Regions from separate parts of the Mus musculus genome. Here region 2 is linked to region 1. Evidence: chromatin loops called from intact Hi-C (ENCODE). Cell type or tissue: heart. All regions are shown on one strand.

Region 1 (5,000 bases):
ATGTATATATATATATATATGTATATATATATATATAACCAGCAGAGGGCAGTATTGTTCAGGAAACATTACTTAGTGTCTCAGTGAGAAGCCCCTGATGGAGAGGGACTACCAGTCTTTTGGCTGTGACACTTCAGATAAGGTCCTGAAGAGTTTATCTGCTCAAGAGTTGTTTTGGGTGTTGTTCAATTACAGCTAAAAGGCATGTGTGAAGAAGGTGCCATTCCAAAATTATCCAGACGTAGACTAGTACCCTATATCCAGCTCACAGAGGTTTATTCACTGCCCCATAGATTATGAGGAGGTCCAGATGAGAATAAATGAAAGGGGCATGGGAAATCTGTTGTGGATCATGTGACCATACAACTAGACAGTAACCGCAAATTTCACCTGCAGGCAGCATGGTCGGAGTTTGCTGCCAATGCTGTGCCTACAGGTGATGAGGTTGAGGCAGGACCCTCAGATGACCTGACTCTATCAGCTCAATTGTCACTTGCTGAATTGGCGGGCAAAAACAGACCATAAGGACCCTTCAAGTTATTAACCATGTAGCTTTGCTTCAAGCAGAGAGAATTGCAATATATACAAGTCTTATTCTCAACCATAAAGGTGCTGAAAATGGAATAATTAGGGGGTGGTAAGTCATGCTAAAGAATCAGATCTGAAGAAGAGGTGACCTGATGTTTCCTCTGCAGGCGTGTGTTCCTAAAACACGGAGAATGAGTTAGTGTGAAGAAATGTGGATGCCCACACACATCTGATCAATGCGTGGTTGCTAACTATGTGGGTGACTGAGCAGGATTTATCCAGGATCTGAGGTGTATCTTTCATGATTAAGTTAAGCCCATTTCAACAAAGAGGACTCAGGATTCATACTCCTCTCTGGATAAAACCCTCGGTTTACAGAGGGATGGTGAAGTTTTAGAGTCCCAGAGATGATCTTGGAAACAGTAACAGTGAATCCCACTGCAGAGAGCATTGCAGAGACTTCTGCTGCCTCAACATGGACCTCATCTGGCTGCAGGCTTTCCAGTCTCGTGGTTGTAGATTAGGACCTGGTGGTTATTTGTACATCACTGTGTAGAGACGGTGAGAGTTTCTATAAGTCTTCAAGCCGAGAACCTAAGAACCTTCACTATCAACAGCTTAAGTCAAAAGCAGAGAGTTATGAACTCACCAAATGTTAAGTGCTTCAGGCTCAGAAGCCAGTGAGAGCTGAGGAAGTCACATTGTGTACAGACCTTCATGACTGTGTGCAGGATGTGATAGAAAAAAATGAACATGGCTGTGTGGTTCAGGGACAAAGCACCAGGGTGACTTGGGGCTAGAAATTGTATCTAACAAAAGTATGGTGCAATCAAGAAGATGAACTTTCTTATGTTTATTCTAAAATTTGAGCACAGAAAATGCCCTGGTCTAGGTATCACTGAGAAGGGCATTTCCCCACAGAGACTGGGGTTCCACTCCTGCCGAGGATGCACCGAGGAGGGCTTCAGAGCATTGTTTCGGCACATCCAGTGCTGCTGGCATCCAGGAGGAGGCTGAGAGTATAAATTAGCGCGGTCCTGATAGGACATCAAGGGCACTTTTGTGGAGATGAGTTCAAAGGCTGTCACATGTTACATCATCTTTAGTCTTGCTGAGAGCATGACATATAAAGGCCAAAAGAGGCATGGCCATATGTAGTGCCTGTGGACCATGCCACATGAGGAACCGGCATGGAACTGTCAAGGCAGACCATGTTCAAATCCTAGACATCTCAAAACTTGAGACCGGCAAGAGTACTGGAAACCAGGTGACCCCCAACAAAGGTGATCAGTCACATACCCAACACCTGGGCCACCTCTCTATGCTAATGAGGCACCTCATACCTTAGCTTTCAGCCAATGAACTTTTCCCACCCTGGATAATCTCACCCCAAGCTTAGTTCCTCACCCTTAGTTTACCTTGAAAATGTGTATATGACCACCCTGTTATTCCTTCAAAGGCCAGAAGGGGGAATCAGATCCCCTGCTATAGATGATTTTAGGTACCAAGTAGGTCCTCTGAAAGAGAAACAAAAGCTCTTAGGCTATAAGCCATCTCTCCAGCTCTTGCACTCCGCCTTTGTCCTCCAGCACATTGTTGTATTAGGTGGACTGGATCACCTCCATCATAATGGGGTCTGGAGACGTGTTGGGACAGGTGTGTGAGGTAGGCATTCTGACTTGTCTTGGACTGCCAGGCATCTATGCAGGGCTCTGGTGTCCTCTCTGCTCTCCAGGTCTTAGGATCATACCCCAGCAGTACTTAATGTCAGGGTTGGAGAAGATCTGTCACCTCTCATCTAGGATGGCAATGTAGATTAGGCACATCTGGTAAATTACAGAATTGAGATTATCCTCCTGGAGGCTGAAGTAGGATAATGAATCCTTGAAAACAAAAGTTTCTTGGGACTGGCAAGATGGCTTAGTGGGTACGAGTACTGACTACTCTTCTGAAGGTCCTGAGTTTAAATCCCAGCAACCACATGGTGGCTCACAACCACCAGTAATGAGATCTGATGCCCTCTTCTGGTGCATCTGAAGTCAGCTACAGTGTACTTATGTATAATAATAAATAAATCTTTGGGCCAGAGCAAGCAGGGACTGAGCAAGCGGGGCCAACTAGGAGCAAGCGGGGATGACTGGAGCGAGCAGGGTTGACCAGAGGAAGCAAAGGTCCTAAAAATTCAATTCCCAACAACCACATGAAGGCTCACAACCATCTTCTGTACAGCTACAGTGAAGTCACATATAAAAATAAATAAATAAATAAGAAGAAGAAGAAAGAAAAGTTTCTTAATCTCAGCAGCGCTGGGGGGAAGCTGCAGGGCAGCCACAGTGCAAGGAGCTACAGCACAGGCCACATGTCTCTGGTGGAGAGCATGCCTGTGCAAGCCTGGGACATGAGAGGGACAGTTGAAGTTACCCTTTTATCCTGGCAGATCTCAGAGGATATTAAGGAAGTGTTTCTTCCAGGTGATCGTTTATGGTTTGTGGAATTGTATGACTTTCTGAGACTAGAGGTGAGCCAGAGAGTAAATGTGTGGAGGAGGCAATCCTGTGGGTTTCCAGACGGTTGCTGACAAACCAGGGCTTTTAAAAGCTCAACATCCAGAGAAGCAGAGCAGAGGCTTTGATTACTCTGCCATAGGACAGTTTCAGGGCTGCAGAGATGGCTCAGCAGTTAATAGCACTGACTGCTCTTCCAGAGGTCCTGAGTTCAATTCCCAGCAACCACATGATGGTTCACAAATATCTGTAATAAGATCAAATGCCCTCTTCTGTTGTGTCTGAAGACAGCTACACTGTACTCGTGTGTGTGTGTGTGTGTGTGTGTGTGTGTGTGTAGGACACGTTCTTCCTCTGAGCTGACCCTGACCTAGAAAGGGCCATCTGTAGACACTAGAAAATTAGGTGAGTCTTTAGGACATACTACAAAGATACTACTATACTGAGTTGGGTGTCCTTGTTCATCTTAGTACCTGGAAGGAGCTTGAGCCTGGCTATACCTTCCTCATCCACAGGTCCTCGGCATGGTGTATGGCTGGTTTGGTAAATGCACCCAGATGGGAAGAATAGCCTGACTCACACTTGGGCAGGTAGATAATAGTTTCAGGGCTGGAGAGATGGCTCAGCAGTTAAGAGCACTGACTGCTCTTCCAGAAGTCCTGAGTTCAATTCCCAGCAGCCACATGGTGGTTCACAGCCATCTGTAATAGGGTTCAATGCCCTCTTCTTGTATGTCTGAACACTGTACTCGTGTGTGTGTGTGTGTGTGTGTGTGTGTGTGTGTGTGTGTGTGTGTATAAAATAAATCTTTTAAACAATAGTTTCATACCAGCCTTTCCCAGGCTAAACTGTCCTTAGTGCACGATGTGAACTGAGCCCCCTCCTTATCTCTCCAAGATGGCTAACCATCCCCAGTCTTGAAAGTATTCTGTCAGCCAGTCTCAAGGACCATTCTTGGGGTGGTCAAATCGCCAGCTGAGTCTCTTCACCTAATCTGCCCTGTAATTGTTGTAGAGGATGAATGGAGTTCCCAACCTGGGATGTAGCTCAGTGGTAGAGCAGTTGCCTAGCACTCACAGTGCCCTAGGTTCAATCCTAGCCCTAGGAGCCACAGAGGAAGAAAATGCAAGAACCTAGTTACGTCCAGAGGTGTAGAGTGCAGCAAAGGGGAGTCTCTATAGGTGCTTTTAAGTCCTCCACCTCCAGCCTCGACACGCATCACCCATGGACAGCATTTATGAAACTTGTATTTTCACTATAGCAAGCATTTGTTCTTGGCGTGGAAAGAATATACACAACATGGATAAAGCACGGATAACCGGATGTCTTCCTTGAGAACTTTATGGTATCAAGAACTAACACAAATGTCCTCTGGTCTTCCTGTGTGCTTGGGCAGGTGTATCCATAAACCTCCATAATTATTAAAATGTGACTCAGAAGACCATCTGTGAAGGACAACTTCTATTACTAATGTCTCAGGGAACCTTGCTGTAAAACCAAAATGGCAGTCTACTTCAACTACACCCTGAAGCCTGGCAATGTGGCTGTTCTCAGCGAGGCTGTGGTGTGCATCACCACCATGGAGAACAGCAAGAGCTCCGGGCTCTGCATGCTGCCCTCCCCAAGGGGAGGCAAAGCCTCATCTCAGAGAGAGGCAGCCAGAAGAAGGACCTGGGTTAGGGATCATTACTGAGAGCAAGGACCATTCCCTTCCTGACTTTATCTCTAAATGAATGGCCCCCTCTCATAGCCCAACTCAGTCCATTGGGTTTCTTCCTGTTCCCTCACTGACTTGATTGTGAATGGCTGCAGTTCCCTGAGCTGCCTTTGTCCATGACCCAGACAGCACACAAGCACTGCTAGGTTAAGTGCACTCCTAATGGTCACTGCTGGACATAGATCAAGGCCATTGTGTCCCTAGGTCTTACAGACATCAACACCCACCCAAGGGCCTCTGTGGCCTACTTC
Region 2 (5,000 bases), 91 kb after region 1:
GGTATGGTATGTATACATACCTCTGTGTATATGTGTGGTATGTATGTGCATTTGTGTGTATACCTGTGTGTGTGTGTCTGTGTGCATGTGTGTATCTGTGTGCATGTGTATGTGTTGTATATGGTGTGGTATGTATCTGTATCTGTGTGTATGTGTGTGTGATGTGGGAGTGTGTGTGATGTGGTATGTATGTGTATTTGTGTGTGCCTGTTTGTGTGTCTTTGTGTGTATGTGTTTATGTATGCATGTGTGTGTGTCTCTGTATATGTGTGTGTGCATATGTATATGTATAGGTATAGGTATATGTGAGTGGGTGAATGTGAGTGTATATCTGTGTGTGTATGTATGTTAGTGTGTGTGGTGTGTGTGTGGTATGTGTGTATCTGTGTGTGTGTTGCTTGGTTTTAATTGTCAACTTGACATAACGTAGAATCATCTGGGAAGGGAGTTTGTTGAGGGATTCTCTGGAATAGCTGGCCTGTGGGTATGTCTGTAGAGGATTGTCTTGATAGTCAGTGTTCTGATGCTGTGAAGAGACATGGTGACCAAGAGAACTATTATAAAGAATAACATTTTTCAGTTATTCTTTTTTTTTTCTTTCCATTTTTTATTAGGTATTTAGCTCATTTACATTTCCAATGCTATACCAAAAGTCCCCCATACCCACCCACCCCCACTCCCCTACCCGCCCACTCCCCCTTTTTGGCCCTGGCGTTCCCCTGTTCTGGGGCATATAAAGTTTGTGTGTCCAATGGGTCTCTCTTTCCAGTGATGGCCGACTAGGCCATCTTTTGATACATATGCAGCTAGAGTCAAGAGCTCCGGGGTACTGGTTAGTTCATAATGTTGATCCACCTATAGGGTTGCAGATCCCTTTAGCTCCTTGGGTACTTTCTCTAGCTCCTCCATTGGGAGCCCTGTGATCCATCCATTAGCTGACTGTGGGCATCCACTTCTGTGTTTGCTAGGCCCCGGCTTTTCAGTTATTCTTAACTGAAACTGAAATAACTGCTTCCAGTTTTAGATGTTTAGTTCATTGTTCTCATGGCAGGCGACATGGCAACATACAGGTAGAAGTGGTGCTATAAAAGATGAGAGTTCTACATCTGGATCCAGATCCACAGACAGCAGGAGGACAATGTGACACTGGGCTTAGCTTGAGCATTTAAAACCTTAAAGCCTTCCCCCAGTGACACACTTCCTCCTATAAGGCCCCACACCTACTCCAACAGGGCCATACCCCCTAATTTCTCTCAAGTAGTGCCACTCCCTAATGACCAAGCATTCAAATATGTTAGCCTGTGGGAGCCATTCCTATTCAAGCATCCACACCTAGCCTGCTCTGGGGTGCGCCAGTCTATGCTGGGTCCTGAACTGAGACTGAAGCAAGATAGCTGAGAACAAGCAACCACAGCCCACGTGTTCTCTGGCCCTCTGCTCTTGGCTATGGATGTGGTCTTTCGTGTTTCTGCATTGACTTCCACTCTATAGTGGGCTGCAGCCTGGGATTGTGAGCCAAATAAACCCATTTCTTTCCTAAATTGCTTTTGGCCAGGGTGGGTTTTTCTTTTTTCTTTATCACAGCAACAGAAAAGTAAGTGTGTGTCTGTGTGCACTTGTGCCCTTCCACTAAGAATATAATCTTCTACTGATGAACAGAAAATGCTCTGGCCTGGCAGATAGCATCTTTTCCAGGTCTCGGGGAGTCACACGACTGCAGCTTTCCCTGGTTTCTATGAGGCTGTTGATGATAAAGTGCAGGCTTGAGTCTGAGCCCGTGTATGAGAACTTGAGAAATGCTCGGAGTCTGGGGGCCTCTTTAAGGTCTGGATGCTGTCCTGTGGGAGCCGATGCCTCCCCAAGGCTGTAGCAAGGCAGAGGCTAGGAGGTACAGGGAGGTGGAGCTGGGATTACCTCTTCACTTGGGGTTTTACACCCAGGGAACCCCACTGTGCCCTGGAGGCAACCATGGTGGAAACAGGGCAGATCTGCCCTCTCTCACCAATCTCTTGGGACCCTACCAACTCACCGCATTGTCCGAGCTGTGCTGAGCAGCATAAAGGACACTTGGGTTGGCATCAGCATTTGCCTAGGCCTGACCTGCCTTACCAGGAATGGAAGCATATCCAGACAGCCTGGGTCGTTCAGCACACTTGGCGCTAAGCTCCTCCGAGTTAGGGTGTTTGGGAAACTGGTTCTCAGTAAAAGGACGAGCTGTAGTGGCACAGAATCCAGAGTTGTCTTGTGGACTGGTGAAGATGGTGCTGCCGCCAAGCTGGCTGCCTTGAGAATGAGGGTTTCTTAATGAAAGCTGGAGAGCCTGTGTTCGTACTGCTGCCCTCTTGTGGGCAACTCGGAGTATGGCAGCTCTGCCTTTGTTTTGAGTTTTACCACCTGAGACAGAGGAGTATTGGAAAGTGAGACTTGCAAAGTTAGTCTCTTGTTGTTGTTGTTGTTGTTGTTGTTGTTGTTTGTTTTGCTTTTTCTAGACATACTTTCTCTGTGTAGCAGCCCTGGCCATAATTCACTTTGCACTACCATACCCAACTATGAAGTCAGTCTTAAATGGAGTATCTGAGGTATTTGTCCAACACAGCAAACCATTGCAGAAGCCAGACCCTCTCTAGACACAGGAACCTGGAGACTTCTGTCGGGGGTGGGGGTGGGAGTGAGGCGGCGGCAGTGTTGGCCTTCTTAGCCATGGCGCTGTCTGAGAATGTCCACATCGTCTGCTCCTGAGTATTTCAGGTGTCCTCAGTCTCCACTAGTCAGTGCTTTGTGGGAGAGGAAGAGGATATGATTCTCTGTCCATCTCAAGTTATGAATAGAAATATATATATTTAAAGGAGTTCAAGGGTTTCAGTGGGGAAAATAAAAAATGCTTTTTTTAAGTCCCAACAAGAGGATATTGTTATGATCTCAAGGTAAGAAGGAGAGGCCTTCTTAGCACAACTTCAGTACACACTGCAAAGGGCATCCTTTTGGGGTTTGCAGAGAGTGAGACACACGCCACATAGGCAGAGGATATGTGATAAACACACCCAGGAAACTAGCTCCTGGAGGGCTGCGCAGCCTGGGTGGACAGTTCTAACCCAGCATAGAATGGAGGAGAAACCAATCCAAACCTAGAAGACAAAGATAGATAATTCATAAACACAGAAAAGATGCCCAGGTTTGCTTGAAGTCAGGAATGGAAACTGAAGGACCAGGGCTGAAGAGATGGCTTAGCCGTTAAGAGCCCTGGCTCAGAGACCAGGGTTCCATTCCCAGGACCCATGTGGTGTTTCCAAGCATCTGTAATTCCAATTCTGGGGGATCCGGCCCCCTCTTCAGGTTTCCACATGTAATCTACGCATGTAGTACATTTAACATATAAGCGAGCAGAATATTCATACATATAAAATAAAAATACATCGTAAAATATTTAAATGAAGAACTACTTATTAGCTAGTGGAACTGATAATACCTTAAAAATATGAGTATTGTACAATAGCTCAGAGGTGAATGGAAACTTCGGTGTCTCATATGACACAGGCTGACTTCTAACTTGCCATGTAGCTGTGGATGACCGTGAACGCCTGACGGTCCTGCTTCTATTTCTCAAGGGCTGGGATTGCAGGCTTTGTGCTGCCAGGATAGGGGCTGCTGCTTTTCTCTCTGCCAGGCTGCTGTTCCTCTCCCCTCCCCCTCCCCCTCCCCCTTTCCCTCCCCCTCCTTCTCTCCCCTCTCCTTCCCCTCCCCCTCCCCCTCTCCCCTGTCCTCCCCTCCTTGCCCGTCCTTCCTCCTCCTAAGGACAATTTTCCTGTCAGAATGGCTCCTAGGTTTTGTGTGTGTGTCAGTGTTTGTCTGAGAGTAAAGTGTTTCCTTAACTCTCACAGTTGAGAGTTTGCTTACCTTCTACTTTGTAAATAAGTTTTGTATTTCACTGTACTAAGATTTCTTTTTGAAAGGAGTAGTTTCTGAAAAGAACAGGAAACAAAGTTAGGGGACATAGCACATGCTGTAATCCAAGAATTCAGTAAGTTGAAACAGGGAGACTGGAATATGTTTAACACCTAGGCTCTAAACAGTATAACAAATAGAGGAAAAATGAAAGACGCAGAGAGGTGGGTGGAGCTGGCTTCTGGCAGCCTTGCAGCCTTGGCTTCTGAAGGGGGTGGGGGTAGGGGACGAGGACACAGAGACAGAGATCAGTGGTCTCTGATTATATTTTCTAAAAAATGTTAAGTTCTTGTTTCTGTGGATATGTGCGTGTGGATGTGTCTGTGGGTGTCCACAGAGGCCAGAGGAGGTGCTGGATCCCCTGTAGCTGGATTTACAGACATCTGTGGTGCTGGGAACTAAACCCAGATCTTCTACAAGAGCCTCGAATGTTCTTAACCTTAGAGCCATCTCTCCAGCCCCCTGATTTTTTTTCAAAGATTTATTTATTTTTATTTTATGTGTATAAGTGTTGTGCCTACAGGGTGTCTGCCTCCCATATGTGGGTAGTGCTTGTGGAGGTGAGAAAAGGGTGTTGGGACTGGAGCTACGGACAGTTATGAATTAGCATGTGCGTGCTGGGAACTGAACCTGGTCCTCTGCCAGAGCAGCAAGTGCTCTTAGTCACAGAGCCATTTCTCCCTCTTAATTCTGACTTTTGAATCACTCCTTCCTTCTGTGTCCTGTCTGTCTCTGGAGGAAATGTCCCACTGTTCAAGGTTGTGACTGTCTGGGCTGCAAAGATGGTGTTGATAACTCAGGGCCCACACGGTGAGCAAGGTTGTTCCTGGGCTGTAGGAGCTGCAGGGGCTAAGCCAGCCTTTCCGGTTTTGTCCTGTTATTTGAGAAATAAGGAAGCAAACCCACAGAGGTGGTGAGTTACCAAGATCTTTGAGTGGTGCTCAACAGGCAACCCCTGAAAAACCCTGTCTTCTCAGGTTTGCTAGTGTTTTGTCTTGTTTTGTTTTTCCCTTCGTAAACAGCACCCCCGGGGAAGCTGAGCTCCTGTAATTCACAGT

What was found. Peaks named below come from ENCODE experiments on the same cell type or tissue, not always from the same donor. Only the 100,000 strongest peaks of a DNase experiment are listed, where the experiment ranks them.
Region 2: it touches region 1 in a loop (9-fold over the local background); 23 of 42 quality-filtered maps call a loop at or near these places.

Annotation. Positions count from the first base shown.
Region 1 is chr14:24,270,790-24,275,789 of GRCm38, reverse strand. No RefSeq gene overlaps it. Among named protein-coding and RNA genes, the nearest start is that of E330034G19Rik, 20 kb to the left of the region's middle. In heart, CTCF peaks have their summits at 71 (motif pointing right) and 1,989 (motif pointing right); no DNase peak of the experiment used is centred here.
Region 2 is chr14:24,179,476-24,184,475 of GRCm38, reverse strand. The region is part of intron 5 of Dlg5 (discs large MAGUK scaffold protein 5); the gene reads left to right. Among named protein-coding and RNA genes, the nearest start is that of Gm52143, 30 kb to the left of the region's middle. In heart, a CTCF peak has its summit at 2,349 (motif pointing left); a DNase peak (open chromatin) is centred at 2,245; H3K27ac peaks cover 815 bases.